Linked DNA regions of Homo sapiens: region 2 is linked to region 1. The links are chromatin loops, found by intact Hi-C in ENCODE. Cell type or tissue: endothelial cell of umbilical vein. All regions are shown on one strand.

Evidence for each region. Hi-C counts contacts between places; a loop is a spot of excess contacts. Peaks named below come from ENCODE experiments on the same cell type or tissue, not always from the same donor. Only the 100,000 strongest peaks of a DNase experiment are listed, where the experiment ranks them.
Region 2: it touches region 1 in a loop (10-fold over the local background); 3 of 110 quality-filtered maps call a loop at or near these places.

The regions. Positions count from the first base shown.
Region 1 is chr15:70,888,479-70,896,478 of GRCh38, forward strand. THAP10 (THAP domain containing 10) reads right to left here and starts at 3,955. Exons shown (of 3, transcript NM_020147.4): 1 at 3,366-3,955. The coding sequence starts at 3,794. It overlaps LRRC49 (leucine rich repeat containing 49), which reads left to right and starts at 4,348. Exons shown (of 16, transcript NM_017691.5): 1 at 4,348-4,464; 2 at 5,106-5,162; 3 at 7,371-7,458. The coding sequence starts at 4,417. RefSeq lists an enhancer at 3,610-4,308. In endothelial cell of umbilical vein, a CTCF peak has its summit at 4,677 (motif pointing right); DNase peaks (open chromatin) are centred at 4,163 and 4,673; H3K4me3 peaks cover 1,782 bases; H3K27ac peaks cover 1,831 bases.
Region 2 is chr15:71,292,011-71,300,010 of GRCh38, forward strand. The region is part of intron 6 of THSD4 (thrombospondin type 1 domain containing 4); the gene reads left to right. It overlaps LOC124903520 (a long non-coding RNA gene), which reads right to left. Exons shown (of 2, transcript XR_007064700.1): 1 at 3,149-8,000; 2 at 1-2,909. Among named protein-coding and RNA genes, the nearest start is that of THSD4-AS1, 110 kb to the left of the region's middle. RefSeq lists an enhancer at 2,851-4,050 and a silencer at 3,300-3,594. In endothelial cell of umbilical vein, no CTCF peak of the experiment used is centred here; DNase peaks (open chromatin) are centred at 2,221, 3,291 and 4,061; H3K27ac peaks cover 3,313 bases.

The DNA of each region.
Region 1 (8,000 bases):
ACTTAAATCCTACCTCACACCAAACACAAAAATCAATTCTGAATTAGATCTAAATATAAAAAGTAAAAACAACAAAGTTTATTACAAACAGCATAGTAAAATGTTTTAAGTATTAAGAATAAGGAAAATTATTGGTAATTTGGACTACATCAGAATTAAGAACTTCAGTACATCAAAAGACATTATTAAGAACCAAGAGGCAACCCATAGTGGGAGAAGATAAAAACATTTAACTGAAAAAGGACTTCCAGGTAGAATCTATTAAAAATTCTAAATCAACAAGAAAAGACAGACAATCCAACAGAAAAATGGGCTAGATTTAAAAGGGCATGTCACTGAAGGCTACCTAAATATCCAATTAATATTTGAAAAGGTGTTTCCTTACTAATTTCATCAGTAATCGGGGGATGAAAAGCAAAAACATTACTACGCACTCTGCAAATGGACTCAGATGTGAAAGACTAGAAATCCCACGTATAGGCAAGAATGTGGAACAATGGAAACTATCAAACTTGTGGTAGAAGTGTAAATTGGTACAAGTATTTTAGAAAACTATTTGGTATTATCTACTGAAGTTTAATGTAATACTATGACCCAGCAATTCTAGGTATATATCCTCAGAAATGTGTGCACACGTGGACCAAAACACATATACAAGAGTTTATGGTAGTATCACTTATGATAGCCCCAATGGGTAAAAACCCAAATGTTCAACAATAGACAGACAAATTTTGGTATATTCATACAATGGAATACTACATAATAATGAAAATGAACTACTGTTCTATGCAACAATATGGATGAATCTCAAAAATGTAATGTTGAACAAAAGAAGCCAGACACAGAAAATGGCTACAGTATGATTTGATTTATATGAAATCCCCCCCCCAAAAAAAAGCAAACTTGGTTACCTTTGAGGAGAGGGGAGGGGCTGGATATGGGGTGATATAGGGACTCCTGGGGTGCTAGCAATGTTCTGTTTCTTTGACTTGGGTTGTGGTTACACATGTTCAGTTTATGATAATTTAATGACTTGTCCACTTAAGATTTGTTCACTTTTCTGTGTATTTGCTATAGTTCAAGTCAACAATTTAAAAAATTCAGTTGGGTTTTTTAAAAAAGAATGCAAAATTAACAGTTAAGGGAAAACAATAAATAAGCCCCTTTCTTTCCTTGGAAGTGGTGTCTTATCTTTTTGGAAGCCCCCTAAAGATATGTAACACTCATATTTATATTGATCCATATATAGCACCAAGCACCCAGAACAGTGTCTACAATAGCTCTTCAATAAATGTTGCAGAATCACTGGAAATCTGATTTTTAGACAGTTAGTCCTGGGATTGGGAAGAAAAACATTGGGTGGGGGAAGAAGTCAGATAGACAAGCCAATTTTTTAGCGATGTGGTTAGGGTTCTTTATCCAGACCAGGCTAAACATTTATTGCTATCAACTCAAAATCTTTTTAACCTTATATACTTTTAAAGTGACTATTTTAGAACTCACAGTTTTCTAGTAATTCAGCAAGTATATTAATGTACTATGGATTGTTATAAATGTTGGCTGGTTATACTTACTAAATGGAAAACAGATTTATTATGTATGCTGGATCTGTTTCCCAACGGTTAGTTTTTATGGGTTATAAAGACTTTGGTTGTTTGACTAGCTTGGCTTTTCTTCTCCCAATTTTTGATTAGGTTGTGTAATTATGAAGAAGAAAAATGGTGTAGGGGGATGTGTGTGGCACATGTTTAGTATTTATCTCTCTTGCTACACACATATATATGTATGTGGATGTATATGTTTGGGCAAAGTTTGTATAGGTGGTGATGGTGGACAGATGGTTCAAGGAAAGGACAGCTATCTTGACAGGTATACAGCTTGGTGAGGAGGGAAACTGGCAGATAATTGAAAATTCAATTATAATGCAAAAATTTGTTCTTATAGTCATGTAATCATTCCATAAATATTTATTGAATTACTTAAATTTGTAAAATATTGTTTTAGGCACTGCAATACAATGGCAAAGAAATCAGACATGATCCTAGCTCTCATGGAGCTTACATTCTAATATGAGAAACAAATATTAAGCAAACTACACAATTATTTCATGGCAATTATGGTAAGTGCTACTGAAGTATCTGTGCTATTGAATCACATGGAGTACACGAAGAATGAGAGTACATAACTAAGGGATCAAGGGGAAAGATGTTTAGCTGATTTTTAAGGGAAAAAGACTTAATTGGCAATGATGGGAGTGGGAGGGGCATAGTTCCAGGATATTATAATACATGCAACAACTGAGCAAAGTCTTGTTGGTAGGAAGTAATATAGTATAGTATGTCCAAGAACTGAAAGGTCAGCATGATGGTACACAGTGAGCAACAGGGACAGTGGCCTTGGTTAGGGCTAGTGTGGTATGCAGGGGGAAAAAACATGCAGGGCCATGTAAATTGGGTTAATAATTTTGCTCTTTATCTTAATAATTGCAAGATGCCATTAAAGGGTCTTAAATACCCACCCCAATGTAGGAAGCAGGTTAGTACTGCAGAAAGAGTGTTGGTCTGGCAACCGGACCTAAGTAAGGATTACAGACCCCTGAGGAAATTACTAACCTCTTGCTATAATTTAATCTGTGTAATGGTGGCAAGGCTGAAGTTTATCACAAGGAAGGCTGGAAAGTTTTCTTTAAAATGGTACGTGGGGAAGAAGGTAGTAGTAACCAGATGCAAAATGAGTGCAAACAATGTTTAGAAGGAACAGAAAAGTAGGCAGAAGAGAGCAAGATGGGGAAAGTCAGCTCACTAGGGATACTGAACTTAAAGGCAGCTGGAGCTAGTTATCAGTCATAAAGGAAGCTTGGGGTGGGAAGGGATTTATTAGCAAGCTCCATCATCTTCATCTGTAGCTCCACATCTCCTTCGCCCCATCATTTGTGACACAAATAAGGGACTTTCCTCAAGCTTATGTAATGTTATGCAACACAGTTTCAAGCACTCCAATCCTGGAGATTTGCTCAAATTAAACCCTTTCTATTTAAAAACTCTGGAGCAGCGAGTGAAAGCAACTCACTACTCTGCAGGACAAGACTCTGTGTGTGTGTGTGTGTGTGTGTGTGTGTGTGTGTGTGTGTGTGTGTGTGTGAGTTTTGGGGGAGGAGCAGTTAGAAGGAATTAACTGGGTCACTTAATTCCAAAGTGTTAATGATAAGTGGGACCTTGGAGATCACCTCTAAAGCACACCCCTAACTTTGCAGATTAGAAAACAGGAACTTTCGAGATGAGGTGCCTTTCCCAAGGTGACACTAAGTGGAGGAGCCCAGCCAGAGTCCAGGGGTCCTTACACAACCTTCGGTGGTCTCTCTTTACCTGTGAAGCTGCAGCCTGCTTCCCAGCTCGGGGGCGTGTACAGGAGACTGGACCTGGGGCAGCCTCAGAATGCCTGGCTGCCTGGAGCTCTCCTCGCGTGTCCAGGCGGCCTGCTTGGTCTCCCTCCTCTCCCCTCTTAGGTGCCGGGGCGGGCACCCGGTGCAGGGTGGGCACGGCGCCTGCCACCAGCCTCAGGCGCTGGGAGAAGCGCAGGTTCTTCTGGATAACCGAAGAGACGTCAAAACAGGCTGGGGCAAAGTGGTCAGAGCAGATGACCGAGCGGTCATTGCCTCCGTACCAGTCGGCGCGGCAACCCCGCACGAAGCGGTCCCAGAGCAGCCGCACGGCCCGGTCCTTGGGAAAGCGGAACAGCGACTTCCCAGACTTGGTGGTGTTGCCGCAGTGGGCGGCCACACAACGGGCCGGCATGGCGGCCGTCTTCGGTGCGCGGGAGCCGGGTTCCCTGGACCTTCGCCCTTGGGCACGCTCCTCGCAGCGGCCTCGGCGAGGCAAGTCCTCCCCTCCTCACCTGTCCACTCCGGGTCGGGATTGTTTCCTTCCCTACCTCTGGTCACCGGAAGTGGCGATCTGGGGCCCCCAATGGGAGGGCTCTTTGATATCTTCCTCCTCCTCCTCCCTGCGCTGCTCCCCAGGAGCCAGTGGACACAAGCAGAGGGATACAAATTTCGCGCGGGCAGCGCTGAGGTGGGCCGTAAAGAGGAACGGACCGGAAGTGGTGGTGGTTATAGCAACCAGTGTGGCCAGCCTCTTCCCCAGCTTATCCTCCTCCCAATACTCCCGCTCTGTTTTTATGAGGCTGGGAAAATAGAACGAGGAAGTGGTGACGCACTGGGCTCTCACGAATACAACTAGAAGCTGCAACGACTGTGTGGCTCTATCGATTCGGGAGAGGTCCAGACCGGAAATGGTCGTTTCCATGGTAACCCTGAGCAGGTTGCCTGGGAGATGACCTCTTTCGGGTCTCTTTGAATCTCCGCTGTAGCGTCACCTGGAAGGCAGATCTAACAGAGAACCTGGACTGTCTCCTATCATGATTCCCGGGAAATATCGCTCTGTTTCTGGCCGGGCTGCGAACAACGTAAGTTGGGCCTTCTACTTTCTCTTTCTTCCCACTGGTACTCTTTCTGACTGGCGTCTTTGTCCTAGGAGATGGGCTGTATTATTAGGACCGGCACCGCTGGGTCTACTCAAGCTATTGTCTGACCAGGGTTTGAGGTTCGTGGGCTGGACCAAGGCACAATTTAATATTGTATGATGGGTACTCAAAGTCTTGTCCAGGATCTGGGCTCCCCAGAAGGTGGAGCTGGTCTGCTGTGAAAGGCTTGGGTTTATTTAAATTCCTTTGGCCAGTCAATTCCTTTTTCTTTTCTTTTCCTTTTAACTGTGAAGAGAATTTATCATTAGGGACTCCCACCTCCTTCACCTGTCTCATTGAGATGTTTATTTAGACCTGAATGGCAAATGTCGAAAGCCTGAGGTACTAACTAGAGGGTTAAATTGCTGCCGACATTTTGGAAAATAAATCAGTGAAACCTTTTAATTCTTAGATGTGATTTTATTGTTTTCAGCAAATCCTCAGAACAAGATCATTTACCAGAAACAGAAATAGAGCATTGTGTTCTATTTTTTTGTTGTATTTCTGTTTGTACCTTTTTTTTTTTTGGAAATATGTGTTTGTGTATTAAGAGCAAATTTTATGGTTTAATTTTTACATTTCAGGTGAACTGCGGGCTTCATCTGGTTATTCAAACATCATCGCTTCCTGAAAAAAACAAAGTAAGATTTAAGAAGGTTGGCATTTAAATTGAAGATTGTTTTAAATTCTACACAAATAGCAGCATGACTTAAAGTGTAGATAGATTCTAAACTGAAAAATTTAAGTAGATTTGCTTTGATTTCCAGTTTAAAGCTAGTTCTTACTTTCTGCCTACATAAAGCTAAAATAGCCCTCTTTAAAAAACTTAATGTGATTTTATTGATTACAAAAGGGTAAGGGTTTTTTTGTTTTTTTTTTTTGACATTTACACTTTTTTTTTTCTTGAGACAGGGTCTAGCTGTATCACCCAGGCTGGGGCGCTGGGGTGCAGTGGCACAATTTTGGCTCACTGCAACCTCTGCCTCCCAGGCTCAAGCGATCCTCCCACCTCAGCCTCCTGAATAGCTGGGACCACAGGTGCATGCCACCACGCCCGGCTAATATTTTTGTATTTTTTGTAGAGACAGGTTTCACCATGTTGCCCAGGCTGTTCTCGAGCTCCTGAGCTGAAGCAATCCGCTTGCTTTGGCCTCCCAAAGTGCTGGGATTACAGGCAACAGCCACCGCACCCAGTGATATTTACACATTTCTGAAATCAGGAGCCTTCTTAAAATTGATGGCATGTCATAGTTTAATTGGGGAGGTTTTTTTTCTTTCTTAATAGAGGGTAAAATAATGGTATGTCTTACTACTAATGACACCTTAGATAAAATGGTAATTGGGAGGGCATATCCACACATCCCATTTAAAATCAGGGAAGAAAAAAATAGGTTAGCAGTGGACACATGTTAGACTTAACGTTATTTAGAAGTTACGATATGAATATGAGATTTTTTTCCCCAAGATTATTTCCCCATAATGTCTCTAGCATTTCTAGAATTTCTGGCTTTTGATTTAATTTTTGAGATTTTGAGATAAACATGTTTTTCTTTCCTTTCTGTCTCACCTCAGCATTTATACTTACCTACTTTCTACACACTATGTCTCAAGACACAACATGATTTTTCCTCCTTTGACCAAGTTGGAAACCTCTAACCATCACAATTCAGGTGTGTCCTAAAAAGTTATTAAATAGGCGTCACTGGAAGAACTCTAAAGTGAAGGGCAGAGTTCACACATAACAGCATGAAGAAGGGTAAGAAAAGGCATGAGGAAGGTAAATGGAAGGACATCGTTAGTCAAGGAGGCAGCTGTTGATTACATTATATATGAATATGAAAATGGTAAACACTCAGAAAATAGACAATTTGATCATCTCAAATAAACAGCAGTTAGATTAATTGAAAATATTATTTATTATAATTGAGCATAATGGATTCTCTCCAGAGCTTTCCTAATTGATTTCTCTGGACAAATCCTTTTCCACCATTATAATGTTTCTAGAGCTGTGTGCCTCATCTAAATATTTTTTCCAAACCATTCACTTTCTCTTGTGTGGACATCTATTCTGAGAAAATACCTTTAGGTCATATAATTCCTAAGGATATAATGCAAATGCCAACATAATGTTTATAGTATGGATACATTAGAAGTATCTTAATTAATTCAAGATACATATTTGGGGTTTTTTGTGGCTAATCATAAGAAGTTGTTCTGGTTTTGTTTTTCTCAGTCCTCCCACCAGATAATTATTTTAGATCAGTTTTAGATCAAGTGAAAACCTTTCTTAGAAGGCTTAAATATACAATTTTATTATATTATAATAGGACATTTAAAAGGATTATAATGATCAAAACAGTGATTTTTTCAACAGCATTTTATTTATATTGTGTGTTTTTTTTTGAAGCAAATGATTCTTTTAATCATTGTATTTGTGGTGAGAGCGTGGAGGGATTGGAAGTGTCTCAGCTTGGAATATCTTGTATCTGACCTCATAAAATTGATCCTGATTTTGTGGGTGGTAAAATACAATGATAGAGGTGCAGCCATCACCTCTATCTAGTTCCAGAATTTTTTCATCATTCCAAATGGAATCCCTGTACCCATTAAGCAGTTACTTCCCATTCCCTGCTTCCCTTAAATGCCTGGAAGCCACAAATATGCTTTCCATCTCTATGGATTTGCCAATGTGGTATTTTGTGTCAGTTTTCTTTCACTTGGCATGATGTTTTCAAGGTTCATCCACATTGTACCATGTGTATCAGTTATTATATGTTTTTTTAATTTATCTTCACTGCTTGGTGTTAAATTTGTCTCCAAATATTTTTTTCTTTAATAATGTTTTTCAGGTTGAATTCAAGCTAAATAAAGACACATCGTCATTCCCCGGTAGACTTTTACAACATGACCTTGAAAGAAACTACTCAAGTAGGCAAGGTATTGTCAGTGAATAGAGATCAGATGTGGTTCATCATCTTTGAATAATATTAAGTGTTTAATAATGTTGAATTACTAGATCCAAATAAACTTGAATTTAAAATGAAATTGTTCATTGGGACCAAATTGGTTTGGTATTTTTTTAAATCATTGGTTATATATATGTAGCATAGTAGATTATTTCCAATACAGAAAAAAGCTGTTATTATTTTACTTTGAGGGTGGGCTATACACTAGAGAATGGAAAAAGAATGTTTCAAATACTGTATTAGAACAGTATTTGGAAGTCGCTAATTAGAGTAAGAGTATGGGAACACAAATATTAAGGAAATCAGGAAAGAATGTAAAGTCAGGAGTAGAGAAGAAACAATCTTTCCCTGTTACTGTCACATATAATTATAGATTTTATATTAAAGGCTTTAAACTCTAGTGTCTATCACTTGGGATCTTGGGATCTTGTTAAAAATGCACATTCTTAGTGCTCCCCCTCCATCTTCCCCATTCTGATTTTGTAGGTCTTGAGCGGGATTTGGAAATGTGCA
Region 2 (8,000 bases), 400 kb after region 1:
AAGTATTGTTTTAGCTTCTGCATATCTAAAATGTGTTGATTGCACCCTAGACTTGACATAATTAAACCAGTTTTGGAAATCAGTGTTGGAAATCATTTGTTTCTTAGAGTTCTGAAGGTATTCCACCATTGTCTTCCAGCATTCTGCTTGTGGTAAGACCAATGCCATCCTGATGCTCTTTGTTTTGTGTGTGATTGAATTTTGCCTCTGGATGCTTTTCAGGTCTTCGGTTGATTTCTGGCATTCCGGTACGTTGTGATGAGGTATCTCGGGGAGGGCCTTTGAATATCCATTGTCTCCTATGCATCCCTTTTGATGAACCCTTTCAAGGTAGAAACTCATGCTTGTGTAGTTTCTTCCAATATTTCTTTGATACTTTCCTTCTTTGTATATTCTCTGTTCTTTATTTCTGGAATGCTGTTTTGGACAGCATCTCAAATTTCCTTGTCTTTCCTATTTTCTGTTTTTATTTTTGGTTCTCCTTTCTGTGGTATTTGCTCGACTGTCTTCTAAATTCTCTGTTGAATTCTTTAATTTTTATGACCATGTAATTTCTAAGACCTTTCTAGTTTCTGATTATTTCCTTCACATAGCATTCTGTTCTTGTTTCATGGATGCACTATCTTAACATACTTTAATTAACATTCTTTAAGAATATAACAGGATTTTTTTTTTTTTTTTTTTGAGACGGAGTCTTGCTCTGTCGCCCAGGCTGGAGCACAGTGGTGCGATCTCAGCTCACTGCAAGCTCCGCCTCCCGGGTTCACACCATTCTCCTGCCTCAGCCTCCCGAGTAGCTGGGACTACAGGCACCCACCACCACGCCCGGCTGATTTTTTGTATTTTTAGTAGAGACAGGGTTTCACTGTGTTAGCCAGGATGGTCTTGATCTCCTGACCTTGTGATCCGCCCATCTTGGCCTCCCAAAGTGCTGGGATTACGGGCATGAGCCACCGCACCTGGCCAAATATAACAGGACTTTTGAAGTTCTTTTTATTTTCCCTGCCTATCCCCTCACCTCCAAGTTCTTTTTGTGTTTGTGTTAACCCTGCCTTTCTTGTCAGGGGCTTTCCCCAGATGGCTGTCAGCTTTTAGAGTATATCCATATTGGACAGGTCGAAAGTTCTACGTGCATGTGCTGCAGATGCCCTGTGCCGTGCAGCTCAGCATGCATAGGTGGGGTAGTTGGTTGATGAGCTTTTCTTTAGGAGAACAGATTTTGAGCTATCTTTTTTTGTTGGAACCCTGCACACAACTGTCATTATGTAGATGGTTTTCCTCTCAGGTGGTTGGTTTTCTCCAGAGAAGAACCCTTGAATCTCCTGCCTGTGGAGGTGGACGTGTGGTTGGTGTTCTGGGTGCCCCTTGCCCTGAGCTCTGTTCTCCATGGTGCCTGTTTCCTGGGTCTGCAGCCCCTTCTCAGTTTCTCTGAAGAGTAAACCTCTCCCCTGCTTGGGGAGGAGCATGGGGGTTACGTAGTAGCCTGGCTGCATAACATGGGCTTAGTAGCTCAGTTTTCCATCATGAACCAGAGCCTCATCTTTCATGGTTCCTGTGCCTCCGAGGGCTGGGCTACTGGGGTGTCTGTCAGTCCAGATGGCTTTGTTCTCAAGTTTCCTCCACAGTGGATATGAATGTTTGCAACTTACACTCAATTACAACGCTTTCCTCTACTTTTCTCCAAGTTTGCTGAAATCTTTATTTGTGGATATCTCCTCTCTTTTTGCTTTGTCCTCATAGGTTAAAACGTTTTAAAATTCCCTAACAGTAGGAAATTTAGTAGGGTTTTGGAAGGGAGAGGAGGTGTAAGATGGTCACTCTTCCATGTTTAACTGGAAGTGGAAAGTCTAGGCTTTTGCTTCAGGCCTGGGAGGTGCACATGAAACAGTCCCTCCCAGTGGCTGCCTGGGGGGTCCCTGAAGGGTGTGAGACCACCGTGAATCCTGGGGCAGGGCACTTGCAGTACATGTGCTATGTGTTTGCTAGTATTGTTTTAGATGTTTGATCTCCTAGCCTTTGCTTTTCTTTGTATTTTTCCTGCTTTAGTCCATTTCCCTTCTAGCTCCTTCTGTTCTCATTTATCTTCTGCTGCTGCTTGGAGTTACATTTTCAGCAAGTCTGTAACACCTCTCTGAACCAAAGGCTCTCAAGTTCATCTTTCTTTCTCCAAGCCTACGCCTGTGCTGCTGTCATGAGTGGCGAGCTTCTGTTTCTTCTGTCTTCTTGTCAGTCCCAAGTGCCCTTTTACAGAGAATGCCTGTTTTTCACTGTCTAGCTCAGTTACCAGGAGTCCCTGTGAATGACACCCACAGGTCCCTCAAAGAAGTCAGATTTCTCTTGGACCTGATAAAGCAAACAAAATGTGACCCAAGCAGGCTGAGTTGGACGGGTCCCTTCTTACCTTCGCCCTCTGCCATGTTGACATTCTTATCTGATGGCACAGGCTGGGAGTTCAGGATCCACTTAGATGGGGTCCGTTCAGGGGATACCAGCGTTCACATTTTTCCTTTTAAGAAAGGGTCTTGGCCTGAATGTTCCCCATCCGGACACAGGCTGCATGTCTCTGTGAGTGTCAAAGCTGCCATGACCATCTCGGTAACCTACTCTTACTCCACAATGTCTATATTCACTGCAGGGCTCTATGATTAGTCCATAATGTAAATGCCTGGCCCAAGACGTATGGCCTGAGTTTATCCAAGGCCCAAACGATTACCAAACATTCCTCTTAGATAGAAGACAGATTTCTTTCCCTTGGCAAAGATCTTCTACTAAGATATGTTACAGGATGTTTTACATTCTCTTGGTCTTATAATAACACCACGCCCAATCCAGTATTTGATGCGTCGGTGGTCACTCGGAAGGTTGTTATTTTAAAAATACTTATTGTTCTCAGTCTGCAGTTCTCACAGCTGTAAAAAAAAAAAAAAAAAATACAGTCTTGTTTCCACCTTTCCAGAGTTTTATGGCACCTGGGAACTGGGATCAAGCTGGGACTGGGTCCAAGATTGGGGTGGGTGAGTGGCGCTTGCGTCAGGGAATGTGAGTGCCCTGCAGGCTGGAAGGGATGCTCTGGTTGTAGCCTTAAGATAAACAGATTGGGCTGGACATCTGTGGTTTCAGATTAGGCAGGAAGGAAATCATCTCCTACCTGGATTACTCAATATCTTCCTTACTGGTCCTGCAGTGATCCTGGGAGGGTGATATGATCGGCTTTGTTTACAGATGGATGAACCAGATGAGTCCCTAGGAAGTGAAGTGACTGGCCCAGGATCACGATGAACTCTCAAGGCCAAGTTTGAACCCAGGCCTTCTGACTCCAAGCCTGTAGTCCTTTCACTGGCCTACAGCTGCTTCCTGAGCCCCTTTCCTGGTTCAGTCAGGCAAAACAAACCAGCTTCCTGCGAGTTAAGGGGGAAAAGGGTTTAATGGGGACTGACTCATTGAGATTGGCAGTCCCCTTTGGTTAATTTCATCAGGTCATCTCCTAGCGTTCCATTTCCTTTTGTGGAGACACAGATCAGAGGCAATCTGGCTCTGTATGAACTCACTTTGTGACTCTGGGTGAATCATTTCCCTCTCTGGGTTTCAGGTTCCTCATTGCACAGTAAGTATATTGGAATTCAGTGGTTCTCAAATCTGCTGGAACGTCAGAATCACCTGGGGACATTTTCTTTAAAAAAAAAAAGCCAGCTCTATTGAGTCACATTTTACAATCAATGAGTTTTAGTAAGTTTACCAAGTTGTGCAACTATCAGCATAAATCAGTATTAGAACATTTTTATCATGTCAGTAATATCCCCATCCACTCCCACTCCCTGCCCTAGGCAACAAGTAAGCTATGTACTTTCTGCCCCTGTAGATTTACCTTTTCTGGATGTTTCACATAAATAGAATCATGCACTGTGTGGTCTCTTGCATCTGGCTTCTGTTACTTAATATAACATACTTGAGGTTCATTAATACTGTAGCATGTATTGATAGCCTATTCCTTTCTATTGCTCAATAATATGGCAATTGTATGATATGTCACATGTTATTTATCTACTTATCAGTTGATGGATATTTGATCCAGTTGATGAGTCATGAATGATGCTGCTTAGAACATTCATGGACACATTTTTGTGAGGGCGTATGTTTTCATTTCTCTTGCGTATATACCTAGAAGTGGAATTACTGGGTCAAATGGTAACTCTTATGTGTAACTTTTCAGGAAATAGCCAAACTGTTTCCCAAAGTGTCTGTACCATTTTACATTCCCATCAACAATAGATAAGGGTTACCCTCTGGAGAGCTTTTTAAAAATTGTCATTTCTGTGCCCTACCCACCTGAGGTCTGGCATGGGGCCCAGGAATCTGCATTTTATGAGCTCCCCAGGTAATTCAGATACATCTGGTTCGTGGATATGTGTTTCGGCCCACTAAGACCGGATGACCTCTGAAGCCTCCCTAAGGCCTGTTGTCTCTATTAGTCTGTGCCTCTCGGGCAAGACGCACCTTCCTGCCAAGTCTCTCTGGGTGTTTGTCTTTGGATCAGAGAATCAGTACGCAGAGCAGGGCTGAGGGAGTTGGCCAAGCAGCGTGCATAACTCTGCGCAGCACCTGTCCTGCATTATCCTCCACACTGGCCAAGGCTTTGTGTCCCTGGCTTCATGGACATAAAATTTTATCACAGGTTTTTATGTGTTATCACATTGTAAAAGTGCCATAAAATCAAGGGTCCAGTTTTCAGTGCATCTGAAAACGTCGTATTCCTTTAAGTTATAATCTTGGTTGCAGTCATTTTGGTAACTTGTTGAGAAGCCTCATCCCGACCCTGCCATTTATTAGCTATAACTAGATTTTTAATTGCTCCGAGCCTCTGTTTTCTCATCTGCAAAATGAGATTAATAACATCGACATCATGAAGTCTCTTGAAAGGATTAAATGAGATAACCTGTGAAATGCTACTGTAATGGACCTCAGTGCTCTTTTCTTTCTTTTGGCTGTTTCTGCCCCATCCCTGCTTCCATTATTATACATCTTTTCATGAGCTTATTGCCCATTTATATGTCTTCTATTGTTTTTAATGAGGTGAAATTCACATAGCATAATATTAACCCATTTCCTTCACATCCTTGTTATTTATTTTTTTTTAATTATATCCATCCTAGTAGTGGGTGTGAAGTGGTATTCATTGTGGTTCTGATTTGCATTTCTTGAATGGCTAATGATGTTGAGCTTCTTTTCATGTTTTTGTGTGCTTATTGGCCATTCATATATCTTATTTGCAGAAAAATATTTATTCAAGTCCTTTGCTCTCCTCTTCTTTTTTTTGTTTGTTTGTTTGTTTGTTTGTTTGTTTCTGAGACGGAATCTCGCTCTGTAACCCAGACTGGAGTGCAGTGGCGCAATCTCAGCTCACTGCAACCTCTGCCTCCCAGGTTCAAGTGATTCTCCTGCCCCAGCCTCCTGAGTAGCTGGGATTACAGGCACGTGCCCCCATGCCTGGCTAATTTTTGTATTCTTAGTAGAGACAGGGTTTCACCATGTTGGTCAGGCTGGTCTTGAACTCCTGACCTTGTGATCCGCCTGCCTTGGCCTCCCAAAGTGCTGGGATTACAGACGTGAGCTACCACGCTCGGCCTTTTCCTCCTCCTTTTTAAAGACAGTAGGGTGGTCTCACTATGTTGCCCAGGCTGGATTCCACCTTCTGGACTTAAGCAATCCTTCCACCTCAGCCTCTCAAGTAGCTGGGACTACAGCTGCACACGACTGCACCCTGCTCTTTTGCCTATTTTTAAATTGGGTTGTATGTCTTTTTGTTGTTCAGTTTTGAGAGTTTTTTTGTGTGTTCTGGATACTGGAACCTTATCAGATATATAATTTGCAAACATTTTCCCATTCTGCCATTTGTCTTTTCACTTTCTTGATAGTCCTTTGATGCACAAAAATTTTTATTTTGATGGTTTATCTGTTTTTTTCCTTTCGTTGCTCATATTTTTGGTGTCGTATCTAAGAATTCATTGCCCAAATCTAAGGATGTAAAGATTTACCCTTGTGTTTTCTTCTAAGAGTTTTATAATTTTAGCACTTAAATTTAGGTCTTTGATTCATTTTGAGTTAATTTTTGTATATGGTGTAAGGTAGGGTTCTAACTTCATTTTTTGGAGGGGCTATTCAGTTGTCCCAGCATGATTTGTTGAAGGGACTATGTCCCTTTGAATGGTCTTGGTACCTTTATCCAAAATCAACTGATCATAGATACAAGGATTTCTCTGGACTCTCAATTCTATTTCATTAATCTATATGTCTGACCTTACAATAACACCACACTGTCTTCATTACTGTAGCTTTGTAGCACATTTTATATCAGGAAATGTAAGTCTTCCAACTTTGTTCTTCTTTTTAAAGGCCTCCTTCTGTTATTAACCAGCCATCCCACTGTTATTTTGCTACTAGACCGGGGTATCAGCTATGTATACTGTAAAATTAGCTATACATATCTGGTGTCTCTATTCTTTTTCCACCAGATGAGGCTTTATTTCTTCTCTTCTAGTCCCCCCCTTAGATATTTCCCTCCTTCTGTGAGACTGAGACTGACCCCTGGATATGTGCTGACTTTTTTTTTTTTTTTTTTTTTTGAGGCAGAGTCTTGCTCTGTTGCTCAGGCTCGAGTGCAGTGGTGCGATCTCGGCTCACTGCAATCTCTGCCTCCTGGGTTCAAGCAATTCTCCTGCCTCAGCCTCCTGAGTAGCTGGGACTACAGGCACACGCCGCCACACCCGGCTAATTTTTTGTATTTTAGTAGAGACGGGGTTTTACTCTGTTGCCCAGGCTGGTCTCGAACTCCTGAGCTTGGGCAATCCACCGGCCTCGGCCTCCCAAAGTGCCAGGATTACAGGCGTGAGCCGTGCACACAGCCCAGTGCTGACCTTTTATTTCAATCACCTCAATGGCTGGAGAAGCAGAACCTTTGTTGTTGAGTCCCTGGTACACCCTCAGCACCTGCCTGGTGATCTCAGGTTCTGCCCTGTTATTTCATGAGTCTCTAGTCTGAGTCGCCTTTATCTTACTGAGTTGGACAGGAGGAACAATAACCACATAGCAGAATGACCATTAAAAGAGGCGGGAATGAGGTAACATGACTGTTGATGGTACTCATCTAAATGTTTTAATATATTTTGAAGTTTTAAAACTTAAGCCATTTGCAGTTTTAGTTTAAAATTCTTGGTTTCTTCATAGCAGCAAGTTAAGAATTGTGGATGCTTCGATATTCAACTATTTACACTGTTTAGAGAAGAAGCTGTGCTAGGAGAAAGGGGAGAAAGGAAGACCACTGGAGGCAGCCACTCCTCTGTTCTGGGTATTTCACCTCTGCTCTGAAACTTGCAGGCTGCATTGAGCAAAAGAAAAACAATGTGCTTTGTGACAGCATGCGTGAATGTAGAGGACTTTATGCTAAGTGAAATAAGCCAGGCAGAAGAAGACAAATACTGCATTATCTCACTTGTATGTGAAATCTAAAGAGTTCAGTTCATAGAAGCAGAGAGTAGAATGGTGGCTATAATGGGGAAGAGGGAGCTGTTAGTCAAAGGGTACAAAGTTTCAGTTAGAAGGAATAAGTTCTAGTGATCTATTGCACAGCATCATGACTACAGTTAATAACATATATTTCAAAATTACTAAAAGAGTAGACTTCAATTGTCCTTATCACTAAGAAATGATAAGTATCTTAGGTGATGGGTATGTTAATTTGCCTGATTTAATCATTTTGCAATGTATACATGTGCCATAACACATATTGTACCCCATAAAATTCATACATTTCTTATTTGTCAATTAAAAATAACATTGGGCTGGACGTGATAGCTCACACTTGTAATCCCAGCAATTTGGGAGGCCCAGGCAGGATTGTTTGAGGCCAGGAGTTTCAGAACAGCCTGGGCATCATAATGAGACCCTGTCTCTACCAAAAAAAAAAAAAAAAATATATATATATATATATATATATATTAGCCATG